Linked DNA regions of Mus musculus: regions 1, 3, 4, 5 and 6 are each linked to region 2. A link is a loop called in an ENCODE intact Hi-C map of the cell type or tissue named here. Cell type or tissue: heart. All regions are shown on one strand.

Region 1 (4,000 bases), 88 kb after region 2:
AGCAGTCAGTGGCTTCCTCAGCCTAGAGAGGGAGGACAAGGTGGAGCCTCAGTTTGGCTTGGGCGGCCAAGCTGTGTCCATCACTGATCTCTGGCTTAGACCAAGGTTCTGGAATGTGAGAGGCGCGGCATCCGGGCTGCTGATCCGGGAGCTCGCAGCTGCCCCCCATCCCCCTTAACCAAGTTAGAGGCAGAAACAAGCCCTGTTTTGTAGCAGGACTTGCCACACGCAACAAACTTGTAAGGGCTTCCTCCTGGTCAGCCGTTTCTAAATGTTAGCTGGTGGCATCTTTCTGGTTGGCAGCTGGGGGTCACTGTTGTCTGTTGTCTCTCTCGGGGGCTTGCGGTGATTCTGTCCTCACGGTGTCCCCGTGCTCTGCAGGAGTCGCTCTTCCCAGCCAGAGTGGTGTATGACCTTCTGTTCTTCTTTATCGTCATCATCATCGTGTTGAACCTCATCTTTGGGGTGATCATCGACACCTTTGCCGATCTGCGCAGCGAGAAGCAGAAGAAAGAGGAAATCCTTAAGACCACGTGCTTCATCTGTGGTGAGGCTCACTTCCTAGCTCGGCTGTTGGCTTCCCACTGCATGGCTGGAGGCATCTGAGCCATGGCACCCAGTCCCACCCTTGCTGACCTGGCCTGAGGTGGATCACTGGGGCCCAAGAAGCCACTGCTTTGAGCCCTCGGCCTTCCAGGAGAGGAACTTGATGCCACTGTGGTCTCAGGCTTCTGGTTTTAGTCCATTGCTCCTTCTGAATCCAGTCATGTCCTCACCAGTGGCCAGGGCCCAGAGAGCAGGGCTCACCTGGCAGGCCATGCTGTTGACCCAGCTGTCACTGTCACTGCTGGGCTCAGGTAATCCTGATGTTCCCAGAGTCCCTAGCGCTTTCTCTGCAGGAGGGCTGCAGCCACGTGCGGTGGTGTCCCCACCACTAAGCATTGGAGCTTGAACAGTGACCCGCATCACCCAGGAGAGCTGTTAGGAGCAGTCCCCATGGTGGTCCTCAGTGGTGGCCCTCCTTCTGCCCCCAGGTCTGGAGAGGGACAAGTTTGACAACAAGACAGTGTCCTTCGAGGAGCACATCAAACTGGAGCATAACATGTGGAACTACCTGTACTTCATTGTACTGGTCCGAGTCAAGAACAAGACAGACTACACCGGCCCCGAGAGCTATGTGGCTCAGATGATCAAGGTGAGGGTGTCCGTGCGCCCGGGCTCATTGACACCTGGGAGGAGGCACAACAGCTGCTGGCCTTGGCCTGAGGGGTGGCAGCTGCAGTGGCTTGTGGGGTCAGCCAAGGAGTGAGGAGCAGCTGGGGCCAGCCCTCACTGTGCAAAGCCCTGCTGGCCACCACCACCCGTGGGTGGACCCACACTCCTGCTATATGGAGAAAGCAAACATGCAATGAATCTGTCAGCCCCAGAGAAGCGTGGTGAACCAGCTTCCCCCCTCACCCCTGCACAGCAGCAGTTGGGGGGTTGGGCAGTGGAGTGGGGAGACCCCACTGAGGGATGTAGATTCCCCACAGGACCTCTTTTAGAAAGCACAGCATGGGAGAACAGCTTCCTAAAGTCAACATTGTCCCAGTCAGAGAGAAAGCCTGGAGCAGCTTAAAAATACCAGGCTTAGAGGAATTAAAACATAATCCTCCTAATTTCTAGTCACTGTGGCAGTGCCGAGTTTGGTCTAGAGAGGTTTAACTGTTGGTCTGAGAATTCACAGTTGTGACAGGGAACCAGCAAACTGCTTGGCTCGAGCCCTTCTCCCCTGCTTCTCTATCTCGGGAAGCATGGCTTCCCTTCTTTCAGAGGCTCCCCCTCCCAGACTGCCATCTGTGTGACTCTCCTGTTCCCTGAGCACGGGACATGCTCGTCTGCAGCAGCGGAAAGGAAGGGAGCAAGTCTGGGTCTTGGCCTTCCTGCTCCGTGGCTGTGGCGGGGAGTGAGCAGATGGCCCACAGGAGGATGGAGCCATCTCACGGAAGGCAGCCCACCTGGGAGGACCCAAGCCAGTTCAGATTTTCCCATGTTACGCCCCCTGCTGGCCGTCTGGTAAAGGGCATGGCCCTCTCTCACCGCGGCACTCTGTTCCAGAACAAGAACCTGGACTGGTTCCCGCGGATGCGTGCCATGTCCCTGGTGAGCGGCGAGGGGGAGGGGGAGCAGAATGAGATCCGCATCCTGCAGGAGAAGCTCGGCTCCACCATGAAGCTGGTGTCGCACCTCACCTCCCAGCTCAATGAACTCAAGGAGCAGGTGTGTTCCCAGTCTCAGTGTCCTAAGCTTCTGTACCATGCAGGGTGAGAGCCATCCAAGTCACAGGGAACCCTGGTTCAGGTGGAGTCTTGTGCAGCAGCCTGGAAGAGCCTCCAAGGCCTGCGGTGGTGGGAACCTCCTCCGCCTGTAGCAGCAGCTACCCAGTGCAGCTCCCTAGCCCCTCGCTGTGGTCTCCCGACTGCACCCGATCAAGCGTTTGACTTGCCAACTGAGGGTGACTGGGGGCGACTGGGGCTGACCATCTGCCATCAGAGCTTAATGGTAGCTGGGCCCTTTGGGGAGGATGCAGACTTTCCCGGGGCTGTGGGGAAGGCAGCTAGGCCACCTGACGTCTTGTTTAACTCAGATGACGGAGCAGCGGAAACGGAGGCAGCGTCTGGGCTTTGTGGATGTGCAGAACTGCATGAGCCGCTGAGCAGAGCCACCGAGGCCCCCTGCAGGAGGTCCGCTGCAGATGGCACTGCCCTTCCTTCAGGTCAGGTGGCCCACCACCCTCTGGAAGCCAGGTGCCCACCCCACCTCCAGCTCTGCTGGCAATCTCCCTCCCCCAAGGCAAACTGGCCAGCAGGAGTGCTTCACAGCAGTCCTGCTTAGTACCGTTGAAGAGACTCAGTTTACCTTAGTGCCTTAGAGGATGCTAGGTCCTCTGACTGACATTCCTCAGTGGTCCTCACAGGTGGTTATAGGGGGGCTGCCTCTCACCTCCGAGCACTACATTGTGGCTGTCCCCTGCCCGCCTGCCCGCCTTCTGTCCTGGATCAGGAAGATGGTAGCCTGCTGTTAGTAGCTTCACAGGGCTTTTATGTTTAACTTATTCCCAGGGGCCGTCCCACCCTGCTGTGCCTGCACAGTTCCCAGTGCCTGTGCCTGCGCCTGCTGGGGACAGTGTGGCCCTGTCCCAGTAGCTTGATGACTCAGGGTGGACCTTGCTCCCAGGACTTGTCTCTCCCCAGGCTTTGTAGGCAAGCCTCACAAGCCGAGGGACAGGACCGGGCTGTGTGAAAGTGGCTTTTGACAGCTTCTCTCTTTTTGGTGTAATGTTTTACATGTCCTGTGTCCTGGGGACTAATGTGTTAATTGCCTTAAATAAATTAATAGACTCCAAGTCCATCCACAGGGTCATACTTCTGTCTCCCGCACAGCTGGAGGCCACAGAGGCCAACACCCTGCTGGCCCTGTCACCTACCGCACCCTGCTTGGTCCCTTTGCTCACCTGTAGGACATCCCAGTGGGATTTGAGCACCTGACAGAAGTGAGGCTCTAAGCAGTTACAGTAAGGTGGCTGTGTACTTGGGCATGTGCGTTTGTGGTGGGCTGGAGTAGCCTGAGTGGGAGGGCCAGGCAGGGTGCTCATGCTGGCCTCCCTTCCCTTTGCTGTTGGCCACAGGATGCCCTCTCCACACACACACACACACACACACACACACACACACACGACAGGGGGCTGACAATCCTCCCTGGGGCTGGGAGGGATGCCCTGGGCTGTATGCTCTACAGCACCCCTGCTCAGGCTGAAGCACCTGAGGCAGATGAATGAGTTCCAAACCAGGAGGGTGGGAGAAACCAGGCAGTTTTATTGATGAGTATCAGACCCCACGGTCAGGTCCGTGGGCGGGACAGGACCCGAGTCCAGGCCTTGTGCTTCTCCTCAGGCCTGGTGGGCGCAAACTTCTCCTGCAGTTTCTTCCACATGCTCTTATTCATCTCTTGGAACTCTTCC
Region 2 (4,000 bases):
AACCCCACTTGCTCCACGCCGTGTCATGTGACAGAGGAGCATTGCTGGGTATCTCTGCCTACTCTCCTCACCCATAAAATGGACATGGGCAACAAGGGCCTCTGAGGCATCTAAAGATCAGTGAGGTATCAAGGGCTAGATGAAGGCTGAGCACACAGTAGGGCCTGGTACACAGTAGGCACCGTGCTGCGACTCATTCTAATCCCAGCACTTAAAGGGGCCCAAGAGAACTGAGTTCAAGCCTAGCCCAGCTTCTTCAAGGTGCTGTGCTGCAGGATATTTGATCACACCATGAACCCCAAGATTGTTTTATTTACTGAGCTTTAAAAAAACCTGGTTCTGGTTGTGGTGTGACTCAGTTGTAGCACACATCTTTAATCCCTCTGGCTGGGATACAGACAACACCTTAGTACATACCTTTACTCCCTCTGAGTGCAATACAGACATATCCTCAGCACAGGCCTTTACTCCCAAACAGTGAAGGTAAAGTGAGTTTGTAGAAGGAAGCAGCCATGTTTGAAAGTGATGTCTCATTGAGTGGCAGACAAAGTGATGAATCAGAGAAAGATTTGACAGAATGGGATCTGCCCAACTCAGAGAAGAGAGAAGAAAGGGAAGCTACTTGAGGGGCAGTGGAGAGAGAGAAGGAGGCATTTTTAACTGGGAGAGTTGTGCAGAGACAGGTTGAAGAGAGAACAAGCCAGACTGAAGTGAAGACAGACAGACAGACAGACAGACAGACCAGAGAATGAGAAGGAACCGGAAGATTAGAACAGATGGCCATATTTTGAGCCCAGGAAGAAAGAAGTCAGAGGCTGAGAGAGAAGCCAGATTGGATCAGTCATCTTGGAGAGGAGTTTGAGCCAGAACAGCTGAGTTGACTGGCCAGCCAGAGCTCAGAAAGGACTAGAAAGGGTGAGCAAGTCTCAGAGGCTGAAAACATCCTAGGCCTAGATTAGACTGTACAGAGGACTAAGCCTATGTTAGCCAATGGAGGCAGTAAGCCTTGGAGAGGACAGTTACATCAGAAGAACAGAAGTTACTTTTAGGGGCTGGTGAGATGGCTCAGTGGGTAAGAGCACCCGAGTGCTCTTCCGAAGGTCTGAAGTTCAAATCCCAGCAACCACATGGTGGCTCACAACCACCCATAATGAGATCTGATGCCCTCTTCTGGTGTGTCTGAAGACAGCTACAGTGTACTTACATATAATAAATAAATAAATACATAAATAAATAAATAAATAAATAAATCTTAAAAAAAAAAGAAGTTACTTTTAAAAGAAAGAAAGTAATGGCCATAACAAAGCTAAGCATAGCAGCCCACATCTGGGATCCCAGGGGGCAGAGGAGGAAGGTCAGGAGTTCAAGGCCAGCCTTCAGTGAGGTATCTCAAGAACACAGAACAGCAACAACAAAATCACAGAAAGTAATGAGACCAGGGGACACACCATCGGTCTTTAGGTAAAGAACACTACTGCCAAGCTTGAGACCTGAGCTGGCTTCCCTGGACTTGAGTGGTGGAGAGTGAGAACTCCTGTTCACATACCCGTGCTGAGCTATGTGCCTCTCCCCTCCCCCTCCCTCCGAGACCGGCCGCCCATCAACTTTCTGTCAACCTCAGATGTCACTACCTTCACAGGAGACCTCAAGCCGTCCTCTTGCAAGGTGGGGTCCACCCCGTGGAACTATCTCCTTGGCTTGTACAAGCAGCTCCAGAAGTCAGCCATGGCCAAGGTCAGTGGGGTCAGGTCCCCTCCTGTCTTCCTTTCTTTCTGGTTTTGGGAGGAGGGGACACAGACCAAGAGTCCTGACCACCCCACCCCCCACCCCCGCACAGGCTCAGAGACCAGCTGCGCCTCAGTTGGCTCTCAAGGATGGCTTGCCCCACGAGGAGAAAGGGGAGAGAGAAGAAGCGGTGGATGAGAGCTGTCCCAAGTGGTGTGCCCCTCGCGCCTCTAGCGACGAGAGCTGTCCCAAGTGGTGTGCCCCGCGTGCCTCCACCTACCAGTCGCCGCTGCAAAAGAAGTTTAGGTCTACAGATACAGTGGGTAAGTGGTGTATCGACCCACTGGAAGCCCGGCTTTGACCCGTGGCTTAGGGAAGAAATGCAAGCATTGACCACCAGGTGGCAGCAGAACACACACGATGACTGGCTTTAGACCGGCTGGACTGTTGATCTCAACTGTCTGGGACCCCTCACCCCGGCCCCACCCAGCTCCAAGCAGAGAACCAAGGCTTCTGGCTGCTTGAAGAGAAGGTGTCCTTCAAGGCTGTCTTTTGCTTAGCACCAGACAATAGCAGGCTCCTTAGGCCTGGAGAGGTGGAGAGGTCTCTGCTGTTGCTCCCCCCCCCACCCCTCCCCTGAGACAGGGTTTCTCTGTGTAGCCCTGGCTGTCCTGGAACTCACTTTGTAGACCAGGCTGGCTTTGAATTCAGAAATCCGCCTGCTCTGCCTCCTGAGTGCTGGGATTAAAGGCGTGCACCACCACGCAGGGCTCTGCTGTTGCTCTTAACGGAGCAACAGCAGAGACCTCTCTTAACCTTCAGTTCTCAGCACCCATGCTGGGTTTCTCCCCACTGCCTGTAACTCCAGCTTCAGATGATCCGGCAACCTCTTCTGGCTTCCTTAGGCAGACGTGCACAGATACACTCATTAGAAAAAAAGAAAAACAGTAAAAACAATAGTAGCAAAATTATCCCCCAAAATACTGTTTATGTTTATACGGCCGTGGCTGGGGGCTATTCTTTTAAAAACGTGAATGGACACTTCTGAAGTGGCTGCCATTAATAACTCCACCGACAGCATGGGAACTGAAGCACAGAGAGGTTGGGTAACTTGCCCAGATAACATAGCCACTAATGACAGAGCTGGGACTCCATCTCAGACGGTCTGTGGCATACCTTCCCTGACATGTCCTGCCTAGGAAAAATGAAGTGTGAGAGGCTGCAGCTGGCTGGCATCAGGCACCTGAAGGCTTTGCACACCTGACCCAGATCGCAGAGTCTAGGAGTGGTTGGCGTATGCCAGGGACTTCCTGGGCTCTGCCTGCCCCACACTCTGGAAACGCTGGGATTGAAAACTCCATCTCGCTGGGCAGTGGTGGCGCACACCTTTAATCCCAGCACTGGGGAGGCAGAGGCAGGCGGATTTCTGAGTTCGAGGCCAGCCTGGTCTACAGAGTGAGTTCCAGGACAGCCAGGGCTACACAGAGAAACCCTGTCTCAAAAACAAACAAACAAACAAACAAACACTCCATCTCTCCTGAACGCTCAGTCATGTTTACTGTGGGGCCTCATTTACCCACACACCAGCTAGCTGACCGGCAATGCAGATTCCCGGGTGCCAGAGCCCTCCTATTCAGCATGGAGACACAGCTTAGTGGAGATGGCACCAGGGTCCCACGCTGTCCTCTTCTTTAGACTCTGATCCCAAGCTTAGGGAACTGCCTGAGCTTCTGTAGTCAGGGTTCTGCGACCCTCCTCCTGCCCAGATAACTTGTTTGAGAACCTCACGGAGTTTAGGGTTTGAGGGATCTATTTTTTATTGTTTTAAGCATACTCACTAAGTTGTCTGGCTAGTCCTGAACTAGTCATGATCCTCCTGCCTCAACCTCTCAAACCTCAACCTCTCGAACCGAAAGTCGTGCCCCCCCCCATTATGTCCCAGTTTTTCCAACCACCAGCCTCCCCTGGTGCTGCCTGCAGAGGAGTTGGTTGTCATCAGCACTACAGGAAACCTGGTGGCTCTGATGGTCTGTGGGTGCCAGAGGCGATAGGCCAGGAAGAGGAGCAGAGACCCCCCCTGTCCCCACGGCCCACAGCCCATCTCTTTGCCTTGAAGGTTTTGTGGAGTCGGAGCTGAAGAAGATTCTGTCAGTGCAACGAGAGGCTCGCCTCTGGAAGGTGGGCAACCCCGAGGGCCGGGAGCTGCTGACCCAGCCAGACATCACACTGGAGGAGGCTGGCATGGTGGACGGCCAGGTATGTCCCACACAGACAC
Region 3 (4,000 bases), 490 kb after region 2:
CCACATCTCAGGACATTCTGCCTCTGCCCTGCCAACACTCTTAGGCCTGCTGTCCTATCTGGTGCTGTCCCAGCCTGGCCATCAACTGAATCATAATATGGTCTGCCACTCAACTCTAGCCTGGATGGGAAAAAAAGGAAGGACCAGGAGTAAGGCACCCCCACGATTGGGGCTGGTGCCACACAGCCCAGCTGATAGGTGAGTGGGGTGCCCCTCTGTCAGCCACCCCCCCCCCACTGCAGCCCTGGCCTATTTAGGAAAATGCTGGACAGCGGCCATGGAACTGTATCTAACTGTAGGGGACCAGGATGGACAGAAATCTGGAAACGCCACCGGACAGTTCACTGCCAGCCGCCAGAGGAGGCCATCGATCCAAGGGCTTCTCTGAGGTTATCTTCAGACGGAGCACACAGCACCATGAAAGCTGGGCTGACCCAGAAAAAAAGCCCATGGAGGTTGCAGGGAGGGGAACAGGATCTCGTGCCTTGGCCAGGGGCAGAGGTCACAGCTGCAAGGACACACCCCCAGTCCCTGGTGACCTCTGACTCCGCCCCTCCTGCCTTTGCCTCTCAGCCACCTCACCCCTGCGCAGACCCCCAAAGAGGACAAAGCAGGCTGGGGAAGAAAAGCTTACACCGCAGGCTCCTACCCTCGTGGGCTGCATTCTAATGGCGTTTGATTGGATCGGATGCGCTCTTAATTCCCTCCTGGGACATCAGAAGGAGGGTAGGGAAGAATCTTTAATTCATCAAACTGAAATATTAATAGACTTTCAACCAGCTGGAGTGGGACGTGGGGCCCCCACAATGGAAAAAGAGAGGGACAGGCAGGCGAAGGTGGGAACGGCAGAGGAGGAGAAGAGCTGTCCCCACCCAGGGTGGGGTTGTGTCACTGGGTGCGGGAAGAAAAAGTTTGTAAGCTTTCAGGTGGGCCACCAAGACCACGTGAGTCAGCCACTCCTGTAACAACCCACACGGGGGATCAGAGGACACTTAGAAGCCAAGCCAAAGTTACTAGGCCAGTGTGGCACGCAGATCCCAGGACCCTGGAGAAACCAAGTCAGCTTAGCCCAGTGCTCAGTCTCAGAGACCCCAAGGCAGGATCCCCACCTGATGTCAAAGACGCCATTCCAAGGCAACTCTCCCTCCACACTGCCCAGGTGCAGGCTGCCGAGAAACGAGCCACACCACGGCCCGGAGAACACAGACCAAGGAGGCTGGGGTAGTCAGCCAAGGTGTTCTACTTAGCACACATCTGTGGGCTCAGGAGCATCTAATTTGAGGCCAGCCTGGGCTACACGAGGAAACCCTATCTCAACACAGCACCAATCCAGGATCACAAGAGGGTGTAGTCCCCTGGAGCTAACATGCCCCAAGGTTCAAAGCTCCACGGCCCACACCAAAGCCACAGTCACAGTGCAGTCAGGCCACCCCTATCTACAGCATCTCCTCTACAGAGAGGCAACACTCCATGGGTCAGGTTGGGCAGATCTGGAGGCAGCACCCAATGGCCCCCTCTCACCCTCTGTCCAGATCCCTTCTCTACCCCCAACTCCCCCTCAACCTTATAAGCCCAAGTGGAGAATTTTAGGGTACTCATGTCCGTGGTTCTCCTCCCAAAGATGGAGGAATTATGTGTCTCCTCCATTTCTATACCTTGTAATGTGTAACTAATGTTATCTGGGCACATGATCAGTGGGCTATCTCTTACCAAGTTTAGGCTTCAGAAAGTGTGGAAATGGACCAAAAGCAGCAAAGAACATGAGAGGCCTAGGGTGGGGTGGGGGGTCCTGCAGGGCCCCGACCCTCCCCTGCACCAGTAGCAGCATGAGTGAATTGTTCTAAGGATCGTCCACAGGATGAAATTCCCTTTGGCCTCGGGCCACCACCTTCAAATAGAGATGGGCTCTCAGGTGCCGGCGGCGAGCAGAACCTGGGTACGCTCCCATCGCGGGCCTGCAGCGCCGCCTCGTGGCCGAGCGGCCTCACTGCACGCGCTGGCCGGCCGCTGGTGCGTCCGCGGATCTGAGCGGGACCCAGGCTCAGGTGTGAGTTGGCAGGAGCGGGAGGAGGGGGAGACGCCGGGATGCAGAGAGTTGTTTTCACCTGAACAGATTCCGGGAGGAGGCAGCGGGGGTGGCAGGGCCCCTATTTCAGGACCATTTTCCAGCTGGGCCGCCGCCCTCAGATTCGTGCGCAGCCACTCACCTGCAATGACGACAAGGCTTTTCTAATCCACATATGCCCTTTGAAAGAGACCCGTGCGGGTCCCCGGTTTCTTGAGTGGGCTGCGATGCCGAGGTGTGGAAGCCAGCAAGGATGGGTAGAAAGTTGTAACCGTCAGCCTTTCCCAATCCCAGTTCCCTCCTTCTCTCACCCTTGCTGCACGCTCGAACCACAAGGACTCCGACTAAGTTTGAGGCTGCACCTCAAACCAGCCAAACCCAAATCTATGCAAAACGCCCGTGATTTCTCTTTTGTAAACTTAACCCAAGTTACAGTCATTTGAAAACAAGCAAACTCTATTGAGAAAAACCACCATCAGTTTGGCCTGTAGGAAAGGCTGGGGGTGGGGGTGGGGGTTCTCTTGATTAATTGATGTGGAGGACCACAGTTTCATCCTGAGACAAGTGTAAGAAGGTAAGCTAGACCCAGGCATGGAAGCAAACAGGTTCGATCCCAGCATTCAGAAGGCAGCCATGGCTACCCAGGGAGACATGTCTGAAAAGAAAGGGCAGCCATGGCAGTTACTGTCCTGGTGTGGACAGCGAGCAGTGACTCTCCGTGTGTCTGTGTTGACTCCTGACTAGGTTTACATCACTGATGGGCTGTGATCAGGGCCCCGTAAGCCAAGTGCGCCCTGTGTTCTCCAAGTTGCCTTTGGGCTACATCTTTATCACAGCAATAGACAGCAGACTTGCACAAGGTCCCCAGCCTCGAACTCTCCAAAATAGAGCAGGGACTCAGTGCACACAGCTGCACTCTCAGTGCAGGGAAGGAAGGCTGTCCTGAGGTAGCCCCCTCCTCAGCAACCCCAGAGATGTGTGGGGTGACAGGGGAGGCGACAAAGAACTCAGCCTCCTGAGCATTGTCAGCCCTAGCAAGGCCAGGCTGATATTCCCAAGAGAGGTGTGACATTTGTGCCTCTGTGTGTACCCATGTGTGTATCTCTAGAGCCAGAGGTTCAATATGTCTTCCCTAATAGTCTCTCCTTACTGGGGGGGGGGGGGTGGACCGTTTCAAGACAGGGTTTCTCTGTGCAGCCCTGGCTGTCCTGGAACTCACTCTGTAGACCAGGCTGGCCTCGAACTCAGAGATCCACCTGCCTCTGTCTCCCAAGTGCTGGGATTAAAGGTGTGTGCCACCACCACCACCTGGCTCTTCCTTACCCCTCTTTGTTTTAACTGTGGCATGGTTTGTTTTATTTTAATTGGTAGGTTACTTTGTGAAGACACCATCTCACTATTTGGGTCCACCTGGTCTTGAACTTACAGAGATGTACAAATAACAGAGATAGGAGTGGAGATGGTGGGCAGAGGGGCTGGGGTGTTCCATGGTCTACCCTCAGACAAGGGACAGAGGGCTTTATGTGGGACTCTGCCATCTTGGGCAGAGAGAAGGGGTTGAGATGGGGGTGTGGGGTGTCCTTTAACCAAATGGCTTATCTTGGCTTAGATGAATGGGCCTTCAAGCTCTACCCAAAAATGTTCACTAGACTGGGCCATCAGGATGGCTTTTTGGCCTCGCCAGTGGAAGCAAGATGATGAATGTCATCCTTTGGAAAGCGTCGCAATAAGACACACACGCTGTGCCACCACTGTAGCTCCAAGGCCTACCACCTTCAGAAGTTGACCTGTGGCAAGTGTGGCTCCCTACTGAGCACAAGAGAAAGTATAGCTGGAGTGCCAAGGCTAAGAGACGAAACACTACCGGGACTGGTCAGATGAGGCACCTAAAGATTGTCTACCGCAGACATGGATTCTGTGAAGGAACAACACCTA
Region 4 (4,000 bases), 53 kb after region 2:
ACTGCAGGCCTCGTGCATGCGAGGAGAGTCTCAAAAACACTGAGCGGTGCGGCTGCTGTAAAGGGCCATGAGTCAGGACAAACAGGAAGAGAAGTGCCCATCTAGGCACCTAGAGTCTGTGCAAGTCCTTCCTGCCCTGAGTCAGGGCACATGACTCAACGATTAGATATGAGCTACCCAGACAGCCACTCAGGCTTTCGAGTGACTCCTGGAGGTATGTCTCCAGGGAACCTAATTTGAGAGCCGTGGGTCTAGCCTTAGGTCCCATTTGCTTTATAGACCTGGAGCTCAGAGCTCCTCAACAGGACTGGTCAGCTCACACAGTGAGTCTGGAGTCCAGCTAAGGCAATCCCTAGGTCTTTGATGTCTCTTGTGTTTCTTGGTTACATGTATACAGCTGAGGTACTGGGCCTGGTGATGAAGGGGCACGGGCTCCTGTGAGTGGAGACTCAGCTCACATCCTGAGTTTCTCCTAACAACGCTCAGGTCTAGCCCCGGTCTTGACATTGGCCATGGGAAACTTGGACTAGGGTCAGCAGCTTGTGTGTGCCTCTGAGCCCCTTGTCCTGTGGTTGTGGGACTAATATAGGGTCTGGGTGGATCCCTCCCTGTAGCTGTGACCTGTCCATGGAGGGAGGCCTGGAAGGGCTGCCCAAGCTCTGGTCCCAGGGTGGGGCCATTCCTCAGGCTGAGCTGATGGCTCACATCTGAGCCACAGGGTCAGAGCCCCACACTGTAGCTTTGTGGAGGGACGTGTGGCAAATGCAAGGCCCTGCGGCAGCCACTGTAGCCCTCCCTGGCCTGGTTTTAGCACTGAGGGGCAGGAAGCACAGGGGGACCACTGTGCTCAGGGTGTGCTTGTCTGATGGAGGAGGCCTCCCCTCGGGGAGGTCCTGGGTGGATGGCAGATTATGAGACTCCCCTGAGAGGTAATGGCGCTCAACCCTGAGGCCACCTGAGCTGGTGCAGCATCAAGGAAGGGAAGGGACTCTCTGGAGGGGTCAAGGAAGGAGTGGGAAGTGGCCTTTGCCCTGCTTAGCCTGAAGTGGAGGTATCCTGGAGAACGGGGTGGGATGGGGTGGGGTAGGGAGCACGTTCAGGTTTTAGGTAGCTGGATGTGTCAGAGGCATGAGGCTCAGGGTCCTGTGGGACCGTGCCCGACAGGTCAGGCCACTGGCTGCTCTCTGCTTCTAGGCCATTGCTTTAGTGGGAGGGATTTTGTCACCCCATGAAGGGCCTCCTGGTTGCAGCACTTGAGACGGGTCCAAGGTGAATGTGAGCCTCAGTGTGTGTGTGAGTGCGCGCGTGCATGCACACGCATTTAGCGTGTACATAAAGGCATCTCCCTCTGAGAGGAGCAGCTTCTGAGCCTTCCCTGCCCCGTGTGTCTGCAGCACGCAGCCCAGATGGAGCAGAAGCAAAATGACACAGAGAACAAGAAGGTGCACGGGGACGTGGTGAAGTACGGCAGCGTGATTCAGGTGTGGCCTTGGCGCAGAGCGCCACTCCCTACCTTTGTGTGTGTGTGTTCGTGTGCATGTGCATGCATGTGTGTATGTGTGCATGCGTATGTGCATGTGTCTGTGTATGTCCGTGTGCATGTATGTGTGTGCGTGTGTATGTATGCTATGTGTGTGTCTGTGTATGTGTACATGTGTGTATATGTGTCTGTGGGTGTGCATGTGCGTGTATGTGTGTATGTGTGCATGAATGTATGTATGTGTGTGTGCATGTGTGAGTGTGTATGCATGCTATTTGTGTGTGTGTATGTATATGTGTGTGTGTATGTGTACATGTCGTGTGTATGTGTCTGGGTGTGCATGTACATGTATGTGTGTGTCTGGGTATGCATGTATATATGTGTATGGGTGTGCTCACCTGTGTGTGTGTGTGTGTGTGTGTGTGTGTGTGTGTGTGGTGTTTGTATCTCTGACTGCACTTTGGTATTGTGCCCAGGGGAGTGTTTTTAGCTTAGGGGTCATAAGCTCATACGTAGCTAGGGTCTCATCTCAGTGTGGCCCTGCCATTCCTAAAGTGCTGTGACCTCAGACAAATTCCTTAACTCCCTATGCCTCATTTACTCATTTGTAAGCCACCCAGCAGGGACTGGAGAGATGGCTCCGTGCCTAAGAGCACTTGCTGCTCTTTCAAAGGACCCTTCCAGCAGCTCACATAGAACTGCTTACAAGTATCTGTAACTCAAGTTCCAGGGGATCCACTGCCCCCTTCTGGCTGCTGTGGGTACTGCATGCACACAGTGGCCATACATCCATGCAAGAAAAACCTTTATACACATAAAGTGAAAATAAATCTTAAAGCCAGCTAGTGATAGCATTTGCTAGATCAGGTTTGATGGAGGTGATGTGGGAATGAAGGCAGACAGGCATCTTCAGAAGCATAATTGTTGCTTTAATAAGAGCAATCTTAAGTCTTTCAGGAAGGAGACATGTGGCGTGCTTAGGGCTTTAGTGGGTCCGTTCCCCTGCCACCTCAGAGATGCTTCTCGGAGATAGTCCATCCTCTGACTAGAAGCTTCTGAACCCTAGCAGCCCACCAGCATTATCTATGGAGTCAACTTTCCAGGGCAAAGCTTCTTAGCCCACCTAAGGCTTTAACCCTTGCCCCTGGGGATTGTTGGAAGATTCTGTGTTTGATTAATCAGGGCTGGGGATGTAGTTTAATGGGTAGAGTGCTTGCCTGGTGTATGCAAAGCACTGGGCTTATCCCTAGCATCTCATAAATAGGCCAGGTGGTACTCGCCTGTGATCCCAGCGCTCGCTCAGGAAGTGTGGGGAGGAGGGTGAGAAGTCTCGGGTCATCCTGGACTATGTTTGGGGACAAGATGACAGGAGCTAAGGTGTGCATAATTTGTGTTTCTTCGTGGAGGTGCAGGATGAGCCAGAACCTGTGCATGCTTGGCAGGTCGTCTCCCGCTGAGCTGCACCCAGACCTGGTGTGCAGTGTTGAGACTGACTGCTCCCCTGTGACAAGGTGTGCGTGCTTGTGACTGTTTGTGATGCCGTGTATCCTCCTGTGATAATATGTCTGATACCCTGTGTGACCAAGGGCCCAGTGTCCTTCTCCTCCCCAAGGGCCTGGCCTCTCAGGCCTGGTGACCTCACTCCAGCCCCACCTGTGCCTTAGCTTCTGCATATGAAGAGCAACAAATACTTAACTGTGAACAAGCGGCTGCCAGCCCTGCTGGAGAAGAATGCCATGCGGGTGACGCTGGATGCTACGGGCAATGAGGGCTCCTGGCTCTTCATCCAGCCCTTCTGGAAGCTTCGGAGCAATGGGGATAATGTGAGCACAGAGGGGCCCGGGCGGAGGTGTGGACCATACTCCAGAGGTTCTAGTCTTTTCTTAGAAGGGACACAGAGCAGAGGAAGAAGACCCTGGAAGGAAATGTGCCTCTGTTCTCACCTTACCATGGCCCGTCTGTCCCCCAAAGGTGGTCGTGGGGGACAAGGTGATCCTGAATCCTGTCAATGCCGGGCAGCCCTTACATGCCAGCAACTATGAGCTTAGTGATAATGCTGGCTGCAAAGAGGTGAGTGGGGTTGGGGGTGTGTGGGGCAGGTCCTGGGGCTGAGGGCTGGTCACAGACCCCTGGCTGTGTGGGTGCCCCTCCCTCAAATGTTCCGGGACCCTGAGCCTCACTGTTTCCCAACCTTGCCCCTGACCTGGGGGTGGGTGTGTTTGATTTCATCTTTGCCCCACTCTCTGGCTGCCACAAGGGTCTGGCCTAACCTTGGCTGCGGGGAGCACCCTGAGCCACCTACGACAGGAAGCTGGGATGGCTTCCCCTTTCGCCCTTCCCCTCCTTGGTCTTCAGCACTGTCCACAGTAGGCAACTGGCTCTGCCAGCCGTGCCACCAGCCTGCTGCCCCCCGCAGGTCAACTCTGTCAACTGCAACACCAGCTGGAAGATCAACTTATTCATGCAGTTCCGGGACCACCTGGAGGAGGTGCTGAAGGGGGTAAGTCCGGAGCCCCTCCC
Region 5 (4,000 bases), 170 kb after region 2:
ACTGGCTGTGGAGCAGACACAGCAGAGTCACAATGAGACGACCACCATGGCTCTGGCCCGACTTCTTGAGAGAGGAGCAAGCAACGGCACCAGGGCTTGCAGAGGTCAGAGGAGCCCACAGAGTATCAGGGACTGCGGGTCTGAGCCCTGCCTGAGGAAGAGCTGCAGCAGGACTCGATGGAGCTCACATATCAGCCACTTGCACTGGCTGACAGCAGCCTGAGGAAGCAGGCCAGCCATCCAGTACCAGCCGGGAGGACGGCCTGATTAAGACAACACACCCACTCCCAGCCTGTCCCTGCATCCCCCACAGTGGGAGGGAGAAAGAAAACAGTGCCGGAACCCTGGGCTGCAGACACGATTAAGAAGACTTCTCTGATATGTAAATGCTTATCTGGATTTTGGGTGAAGTAAGGCCACCCAAAGGAAACTCAGCAAGAACCTCACTGGGACCAGAAAGTATGTTCCTGCCTGTGGGCTCCTGGACCCGCCCTCCACGACGACCAAGGATGCCCAGAGCAGCCAGAAAATGCATCTTGCCTGGATAAGGCCCAGCCTCTGCCCTCCTATCACAGTGCAGGATTGGTTAAAAATCTAGAATGTCTGGAGCCCAAGGCCCCAGGCAGTTGATGGGTACAGCTTGCTAGCTCTGCACAGTGCAATAGGGACCTGCAGGGTGTCTGTCTGAGTAGCTCACAGGAAGGCCAGGAGCAAGCCTGCGCTTCCTTCAAGTGGGCTCCACCACTCTACAGACTGTGCAGGACCCAGAACTAGAACTAGGAACCTTGTCTAACTAAAAGGGCAAACAGAAGACCATCAGAGGGGTTGCGTGAAAAGTTCTATAGTTCTTGTTTCTGCATTTGTTCGTCTCTTTGGCTGCCTGTTTCTGGAGCACACTGTCTAACCATCAGCCCAGTTTTATGATAGAAAGCAGATTAAACTTATTATGAGCCTGGTTCTGCAGAACAATGGGGAAGCAAAACTGCTTTGTGGATGAGAGCAATAAGGGAGTGTCATAAAACACCCGCAAACAGGACACAGCAGCAGCCAAGGAAATAAAACGGTGTCTGCAGCAGGCTGTCCTTCATTAACAAGGGGTACAGTCAACGCAGGAGTGCTGTTTCTTGGCCAGCCCCTGGGCTGCAGAGGCCTGGCACCCACACTTAATAATTAGAGCGCTAAGTCATGCCCTCTGGCAGCACACGCCTCCTCCTGGTAGGATTTATGACCTGAAAATTTACTGCCTCGTGTCTTCCTCAGAACCGGCTGCCCAGCTGCGAGTTAACGCTGCTCACATGATCCGTAGGCTGAGGAGCAGTCACCTTCCCCAAACATTAGTTATGGGGGATGTGAGGGCTTCATAAAACAAACTGAACACATTGGCTAAGAGGGCTAATTCCCCTTACCACGTGCTTCAAACTGGCCCCTGATGTGTCAGAGCAGGAACCTGAACATTATCAAGAGATGGATGCACACCAGAGAGAAGGTAAGACTGAGTGTAGTCTCTCAGGGTCAGATGCTGGCAGCCTCGCCCCCCACAGTGCCAGCCGGACACCCATGCCCATCTCCCTGGACTGACTGTGGCAGATCGAGGGCCTCAGATGCTCTCACTGATAGGGGTAGGAGCCCGGGGCTGGACCCAGGGAGCTCACCCTTCCATATTTCAAGTACCACTGTGCTCCCAGAACTGAATCTGACACAAACATCGTCACAGAACATGATGTGATTCCGGTACGTTCATGGAACGTTCTGGAAGCGATCCCCTTACATGATCCTTTCATGATCTGGGCGAGTTTCTCTCTTGGCAGAGCTCTGAGTCCTCAGGAAGACTCATAGAAGGCAGATCGAACTTACCTCATCTGTTTTTCTCTCACAGTCGACCGGCAACAATTTCACTGAGACGGAGAAAAGAAAGAGGAAGGTTAGAAGTGCGCCTGGGCAGCGGAGAGAGCTCTCAGGACCCAGGGGGAGCAGGACTCAGCTGACACAAAGGTGGAGACCAGCCAGCTCTCAGGGGCCCCTGTGTAGTGTGGGCTCTAAGGCCCACGGGTTCCCCCATGTTGGGTAAGGACTTTGGTAGCTGGGGCCTCTTTCCAGCTGTACATGAACCAGCAGCCACAGATTCCTGGGCTCCTTAACATCTGTGTCTGCTCCTGTAAAATAGGACTGCATGGGCCTTCCTCAGAATGCACACTGCTGGAAACCCAGCACTCAGAAGATGAACACAGGACTGCCACACGTTTGAGGCAGGCCTGGGGTGCAGAGAGGATGTTGTCTCAAGAAACAAAACAAGGGGCTGGAGAGGTGGCTCAGCTGCTCTTGCAGAGGGCCTGAGTTTGAATCCCAGCATCCATGTGGCTGCTTACAGCCATGTGTCACTCTGGTTCTGGAGTCTCCATTGCCCTCTTCTGGCCTCCATAGGTACTGTATGCATGTGGTGCAGACACACACATAGGCAAGTCACCCATACACATAAAAAAAACAAAACAAAACAAACCCACAAACAAGATAAAAACCAAATGGCCTTTGTTGCTTAACTCAGAGAGTTAGGCTCAAACAAGACAACATAGGGAAAAGTCTTTTATGAACTACAAACGACAGTATGTCAAGTAAAAATAAATGCTATCACAGGAGGGAACTCTAGGGACCCCAAGCCTGTCTTAAATTATCTTAAGCAGAGCGTAGCACCCAACACTATGTGACATCATCCCCTGAGCGCTTACAGCACCTGTACAATTTGCTGGCACTCACCTCTGTTAGCCTCTAGCTGACCCAGAAACTATTCCCAGGGTGGATAACGGACCCTTGGGCATCAGTGTGGCAAACAGACTCACACACGCCCAGACATCCATTCCTCACAACACTGAAGACAGTGGTTGGGCTCTCCCTGTATTTCAGCTACTCCTAATTGTGGGAAATGTGACCCTGACTCAAGGCTGGCAACAGTGTTAACCTCGAGCACGCTTCGGAAAGAAAACGAACTGTCATTTTATACCTAAATTTGTACCCAAAACAATCTGGGTCTGGTGATTCGGGTCTATACTTTCCAGCTTCGGGGGAGGTAAGGCAAGATCATAGGTTTGAAGCCATCCTGAACTAGAGTGAGTTCTAGGTGAACCTAGACAGCTTAAGGAGACCCTGCTTCAAAGTCGTTTTCAAAAGCCAGCTAGCGAGAGTGTAGCTCAGTGGAAACATGCTTGTCTAACGTATGTGAGACGGACCCTAACTATAACCCCTTATACCAGAGGGGGAGATTTTCATGAAAATAAAGAAAATAAAGCCGCGTTTCTTCTTTTGAGTAATAGGCAAAAAAAAAAAAAAAAAAAAAAAAAAAGACATCAGTCCTCAGCTATTCGGGAGGCTCGCTCTCTTGCACCCCTCAAGGGGTGCGGAGTCACGTAACTGAGTGTGGGCAAAGACGTCTAGGAAGTCGCCTGACTCACAGGCTCTCTCCCAACACAGCCTGCGGGGGGGGGGGGGGGAGGCTGTGCCTCACATGCACCCCTGTGGTACCAGCTTCGGCTTAGAACAACTCTCCCACACCTGAGCCACAGGCAGGGTCAGACTCCTTTTGACAAATGAAGGCCCGGTGGTGCCAGTTTTGCTGCTACAAAGCTGAGACCACGGCAGGCATTCCCCGAAGGCAGGGAAGACAAGAGGGGCAGGGGTGGGCTGACTGTCAAGAGTGTGCGTGTGGCTTTCCCTTGGAAGGACCTGGCTGTGGCTGAAAGGGAGACTCTAGAAAGACGGGGAAACAGAAAAGAGCAGAAAGTGGAGGCAGAAAGTGAGGGTCTGCAGTCGGTCGCGGCTCACAAGCCGGTCTGGGTGGGCGAACCCCGTGCCCCGGGCCCTCCCCTGCGCCGGCCCGGGACGTACTGTTGTCCTCCGCCTCCTGCGGCGCCGAGGGCTTGCCCATCTTCACCCACAGGATGGCCAAGAAGCCGAGCAGCAGCCCCAGGCTGGCCCAGAGCAGGAGCCGAGACAGGCAGCGCTCCAGCCA
Region 6 (4,000 bases), 160 kb after region 2:
CAGTGGTGCATTAATTAAGGGGAACAGCTGCTACCCAAGTTGTCTGATAAAAGAGTGACGGATGGCTGTGTTCACCTTTGTCGTGAGTAGAGAGCCTCTGGGAGGCAGCTCAGAGCTCCTGGGTGTGTGTCCACGCTGAGATTTGTGGGGAACAGTCTCCCTCGCCTTCCTGATGCTTCTTCAGCGGCATGCGGAGCCCAGGAGAGCTGCTTATCACCCAGGTCTGCAGCCTGGGATCATGTTGGACAGAGCAGTAGAACCACCCAGGGTGAGTGCTGGCCCAATATGCACAAAGCCCACCAATCAATTCCCTCACACTGCACAACCCAGCATGGCAGTGCACACCTGGAATCCCAGCACTTGGGAGGCAGAGGCAGGCAGATTTCTGAGTTCGAGGCCATCCTGGTCTACAGAGTGAGTTCCAGGTTCCAGGACAGCCAGGGCTATACAGAGAAACTGTCTCGAGGAAAAAAAAAAAAAAAAAAAGCAAGCCCGCTGGCACGGCTGAGCATAGCTGATGAGCTCCCAAAGTGTAGCCTGCGAGCTGCTCTGAGCGCTGGCTCTCAGGCCGAGAATTGCTTCCCGTTGAGCTGGCTTCTGCTCTCCTTCCCAGGCACAGCCATAGGTTAGTTTTCCCACTTCAGACAAAACCTGCCAAGGGAAAACTTTCCACGGAGACAGAAGAGGGACACACAGGCTGGTTTCTTCCTGAGTTGTGCACTGGGCCCCGCTACAGCTCACCAAGCAGGTGTGTGTGGCAGGAGTCTGACAAGCCCGTGTCCACACAGATGGGGCCAAGTGTGGACAGGAAGGAGGCCAGGACTGGCTATGACCACAGTACATAGCTAGGTTACCTTGTTTCTGGGCCACTAGCCTTTCGGACTAAGAGGTGAATGCCTATAGCTTGTTTTGCAGCTTTCTGAAAGCACCCCAACTCTGTCACAGCCCATCACCAATGCTGGGCCCAGAGACAGGAAGCTGCCTCCTTCAAGGGCTTACCAGCTCCGTGCAGCTTCCCTCAGAAGCCCTGGGAGCCTTGGGACCAGGGGCTCAGTGCTGAGTCCACATGGCTACCCTGCAACTCAAGTGGCTGTAAGCAGCTTACCTAACTCCCAGGGCCAGGGCAGCCTGGCCCTGTCCAGCCCTCCGCTGTAGGGAGACAGAGGAAGCACCACAAATAAAACCACATCCGTTCTCAATAAATATTTTATTTTTCCAACAGTTCCACCCCCAATACAAAAGCCATTGTCTTCTGGCTGGGGCCTGCTCAGTCCCGGTCCTGCTGACCACCCAGACACACGGCAATGAGCATACTGCTACACGGAGACCGAAATGAGCATACTGCTACATGGAGACCACACTTTATTAAGAAACAGAGACCAGCAATAGGTCCAAAAGGGGGTGTCTTGTGTCTTCTGGAGGCAGCTGCACGTCACCTCCAGGGGCTGTCCTCCTGCTGCTGTAGGTGAGACCCGCCTGAAGAGTTGCTCGAAAGCCTCCCTCTCAGCTAATGAGGCCCCCCACTGGGTGTATTTAGAGCAGGTCCTCCATAGCCGAGGGCTAATGGCCCACACTACTCCATGTGGCCTGCAGAGGGCAGTGTGCAGCCACGATGCTGCACCCTACCTGTGTGGCTAAGCAGCCAGGAAGCCTGTGCACAGTAAGTAGGTGAGGAGGCTGAGCTCCACCCTGGCTCAGGTGGCACTGCTGACCTGTGAGCAGCTCTGAGGCACAGGCAGCTGTGGCTGGACTCCCCACGCCTTCCAGACCCCAGCCACCTCTGCTTGGTCCCCTCCAGCTGCTCCTACCTTCTATAACATCGTCCCCTTCTGGACAGAGGCCCATGCAGGAGTGGGCTGGGTTCCTCCCCTCCCCTTAAGCTCCCTGGAAGCGAAAAGGCACATGGACCAAGCTTTGCCCCACCACCCAACCCACCTTCCAAGCGAGGGGCTTCAGGATCACCGTGCTGTCTAGCTGTGTGCAGGACCTCCAGGGTTCCAACCACTGCCCATCTTTTTATCCAGGGAGAACAAGCCACTCTCCCCTGTCAGTCAGTAATACTGACATAGAGGAAGGGCTCCCCTGTTCTCCCGGCTACCCTAAGTAAGCCCACATGTTCCAGACCTGAGACCCGGAGGGCAATCAAGGCAGGTGTGAATGAGCACCAAAGGTCTGTGTCCTTGCCCCAGCTGGGTGGCTGGGTCAGGCTGGCGGTAACAGGCCCTGCCCTATCGCTCTGAATCAGAGAAAGAGGAAGGCTTAGTCCATCTCCACACCAGCATGTCCTCCCCGGCCACTCGGTGGGACTCAGTCTGGATCCGAGATTCATTGGAAGCCAGGAATTCCACAGCACGGTCCCATACTCGCTTCATGCGCCGCCTGAAAGGAGAAGGTAGCGCTCAGCTGGGTCAGGCTGAACCACTCCATTCCCACAGAGGGGCGGGCATTCCTAAGCTCTACCACACTTGGATAAGCCAGCAGTGGACATGTTGATAGGGCAAAGTGAGGCACTGGGGATTTCCTCACCTCCTGTGCGCCACAAGCCTTGGTACAGAGCTAAGGGGCTGGCGGTGATGGGTACCCAGGACCACGTGGGGACTGTGCTTAGCTCAGATGCACCCCTTGTAGCATAGAGGACATGCGGGTGTGAAGATGAACCAAGATGGGAAAGCCACCCCCAACACGGTCCTGAAATCTTTTTTGTTGGGAAGGGGACCCACAAAACAGTGATTGGCTCCGGCTGACTCCTAAAGATGTGTCTCTGCTCACAGGCATCACTTGTCCCTGTCCTCACAATGCTGGGAATTTGGATGCTCTGATTACCCAACATGCTACAGACACAGAGCTCGGAGGATGGGGTGCCAGCCTCAGGCCAGGTCCCCAGGAGGCAGGAAACAGCACCTCGTCGGCAGGAGGGCCTGACCCACCAGTGGCTTCAATCAGCTCCCTCACTCGTGTCTCCTTTGAGGCCCCAAGTGTGCCCTTACCTGGCAGACGGGGGCTCAGACCCACTACAGGTCAGCTCTGCACCACTGTACCAGCATGTGAGGTCTAGGTGACATGGCTGCAGTCAGGGTGCCAAGCCAGCTCTGGCTATGTTCTCACGGGGAAATGTGTTGATATCAGGCAAATCAAAGGGCCAACAGCACTGTGCAGTGCTTGTGTGCCTGGAACTAGCATGCCAAACTCCAAGGCCACCTCCTCAGCACCTGTGGGACCAGCCACTGCCCCGTGTCACATGGTTTCCTATGCTTCCTCCTCCTGCTCTCATGTCCACCAAGGTGTGGACTCTGGGTCTCCACTTGCGCCGCACACAATGAGTGGAGCGGTGTGGCCTGAGTGCCTCGCTGTTCAGGGCAGCCCTCTGCGAGGCAGTGTGAGCCCACTGTATGAGAAAGAGGCTCACAGAGGCTGGCTAAACAGCGTGCAGCAGGGCCAGGACAGGACAGGAGTCTGGGTGCAGCAAATGGCTTCCCCGGGGAGATGGAGAGCTGAGGATCACCTGAGGACCCACAGGCTGACCTCTCAGAGACACAGCGGCCCACTGTGGGCAGAAAGCCCTGCCTGCAGCCTGTGGGAAGATGGAACCCAGCAGCTGTCCAATGCATGTTGCTGGAGAGCAGCCAGGACTTTTGTTCACGGGATAACTGCTACTAGTGGCCTCGGCCCTGACAAGGTGTCAGCTGAAAATGACCCAGGGGCAGGGCAGAGACAGGGACCCCAGCACTCAGGAAGCTACCCCACAGGGATTGTCAGTTCAGGGCCTGCCTGGGCTACAAAATAAGATTCTGTTTCAATGAAACAAAACAGACAAAATCCCAGACCTGCAAATGCTCTTCTCATCTGATTCCCTGGCTACACAGAAGGGTAGTGCAGGGGACAGGGCCTGGTGGCAGCTACACAGAATGCTACCACAGCAGTCTCACCCATACATGGGCCCGCCACTATTCTCATGTCTGTGAGCCACGTGAGGACCAGGAGAATGTGTAACCTGTGGGAC

What was found. Hi-C counts contacts between places; a loop is a spot of excess contacts. Peaks named below come from ENCODE experiments on the same cell type or tissue, not always from the same donor. Only the 100,000 strongest peaks of a DNase experiment are listed, where the experiment ranks them.
Region 1: it touches region 2 in a loop (6-fold over the local background); 19 of 42 quality-filtered maps call a loop at or near these places.
Region 3: it touches region 2 in a loop (4-fold over the local background); 16 of 42 quality-filtered maps call a loop at or near these places.
Region 4: a loop joins it to region 2, with 7 times the contacts of the local background. A loop is called at or near these places in 27 of 42 quality-filtered maps.
Region 5: it touches region 2 in a loop (3-fold over the local background); 8 of 42 quality-filtered maps call a loop at or near these places.
Region 6: it touches region 2 in a loop (3-fold over the local background); 8 of 42 quality-filtered maps call a loop at or near these places.

The regions. Positions count from the first base shown.
Region 1 is chr17:27,118,834-27,122,833 of GRCm38, forward strand. Itpr3 (inositol 1,4,5-triphosphate receptor 3) reads left to right here. Exons shown (of 58, transcript NM_080553.3): 55 at 382-547; 56 at 1,035-1,195; 57 at 2,098-2,259; 58 at 2,627-3,390. The coding sequence ends at 2,695. It overlaps Uqcc2 (ubiquinol-cytochrome c reductase complex assembly factor 2), which reads right to left. Exons shown (of 4, transcript NM_026063.2): 4 at 3,832-4,000. The coding sequence ends at 3,880. Among named protein-coding and RNA genes, the nearest start is that of Uqcc2, 13 kb to the right of the region's middle. In heart, a CTCF peak has its summit at 2,044 (motif pointing left); DNase peaks (open chromatin) are centred at 959, 1,304, 2,078 and 2,753; H3K4me3 peaks cover 404 bases; H3K27ac peaks cover 764 bases.
Region 2 is chr17:27,030,924-27,034,923 of GRCm38, forward strand. Ggnbp1 (gametogenetin binding protein 1) reads left to right here. Exons shown (of 6, transcript NM_027544.2): 3 at 1,640-1,734; 4 at 1,838-2,048; 5 at 3,842-3,981. Among named protein-coding and RNA genes, the nearest start is that of Ggnbp1, 3.7 kb to the left of the region's middle. In heart, a CTCF peak has its summit at 2,119 (motif pointing right); a DNase peak (open chromatin) is centred at 2,118; H3K4me3 peaks cover 591 bases; H3K27ac peaks cover 1,248 bases.
Region 3 is chr17:27,518,804-27,522,803 of GRCm38, forward strand. It overlaps the pseudogene Gm16005. Among named protein-coding and RNA genes, the nearest start is that of Grm4, 7.4 kb to the left of the region's middle. In heart, a CTCF peak has its summit at 1,967 (motif pointing left); no DNase peak of the experiment used is centred here; H3K27me3 peaks cover 4,000 bases.
Region 4 is chr17:27,083,695-27,087,694 of GRCm38, forward strand. It overlaps Itpr3 (inositol 1,4,5-triphosphate receptor 3), which reads left to right. Exons shown (of 58, transcript NM_080553.3): 4 at 1,395-1,481; 5 at 3,145-3,303; 6 at 3,452-3,550; 7 at 3,897-3,980. Among named protein-coding and RNA genes, the nearest start is that of Mir7677, 5.6 kb to the right of the region's middle. In heart, CTCF peaks have their summits at 2,239 (motif pointing left) and 3,907 (motif pointing left); no DNase peak of the experiment used is centred here; H3K27ac peaks cover 880 bases.
Region 5 is chr17:27,199,783-27,203,782 of GRCm38, forward strand. Lemd2 (LEM domain containing 2) reads right to left here. Exons shown (of 9, transcript NM_146075.2): 1 at 3,877-4,000; 2 at 1,855-1,895. Among named protein-coding and RNA genes, the nearest start is that of Lemd2, 2.7 kb to the right of the region's middle. In heart, CTCF peaks have their summits at 1,228 and 2,411 (motif pointing left); DNase peaks (open chromatin) are centred at 1,197 and 3,904; H3K4me3 peaks cover 1,083 bases; H3K27ac peaks cover 621 bases.
Region 6 is chr17:27,188,412-27,192,411 of GRCm38, forward strand. It overlaps Lemd2 (LEM domain containing 2), which reads right to left. Exons shown (of 9, transcript NM_146075.2): 9 at 1,189-2,379. The coding sequence ends at 2,229. Among named protein-coding and RNA genes, the nearest start is that of Lemd2, 14 kb to the right of the region's middle. In heart, a CTCF peak has its summit at 1,583 (motif pointing right); a DNase peak (open chromatin) is centred at 2,980.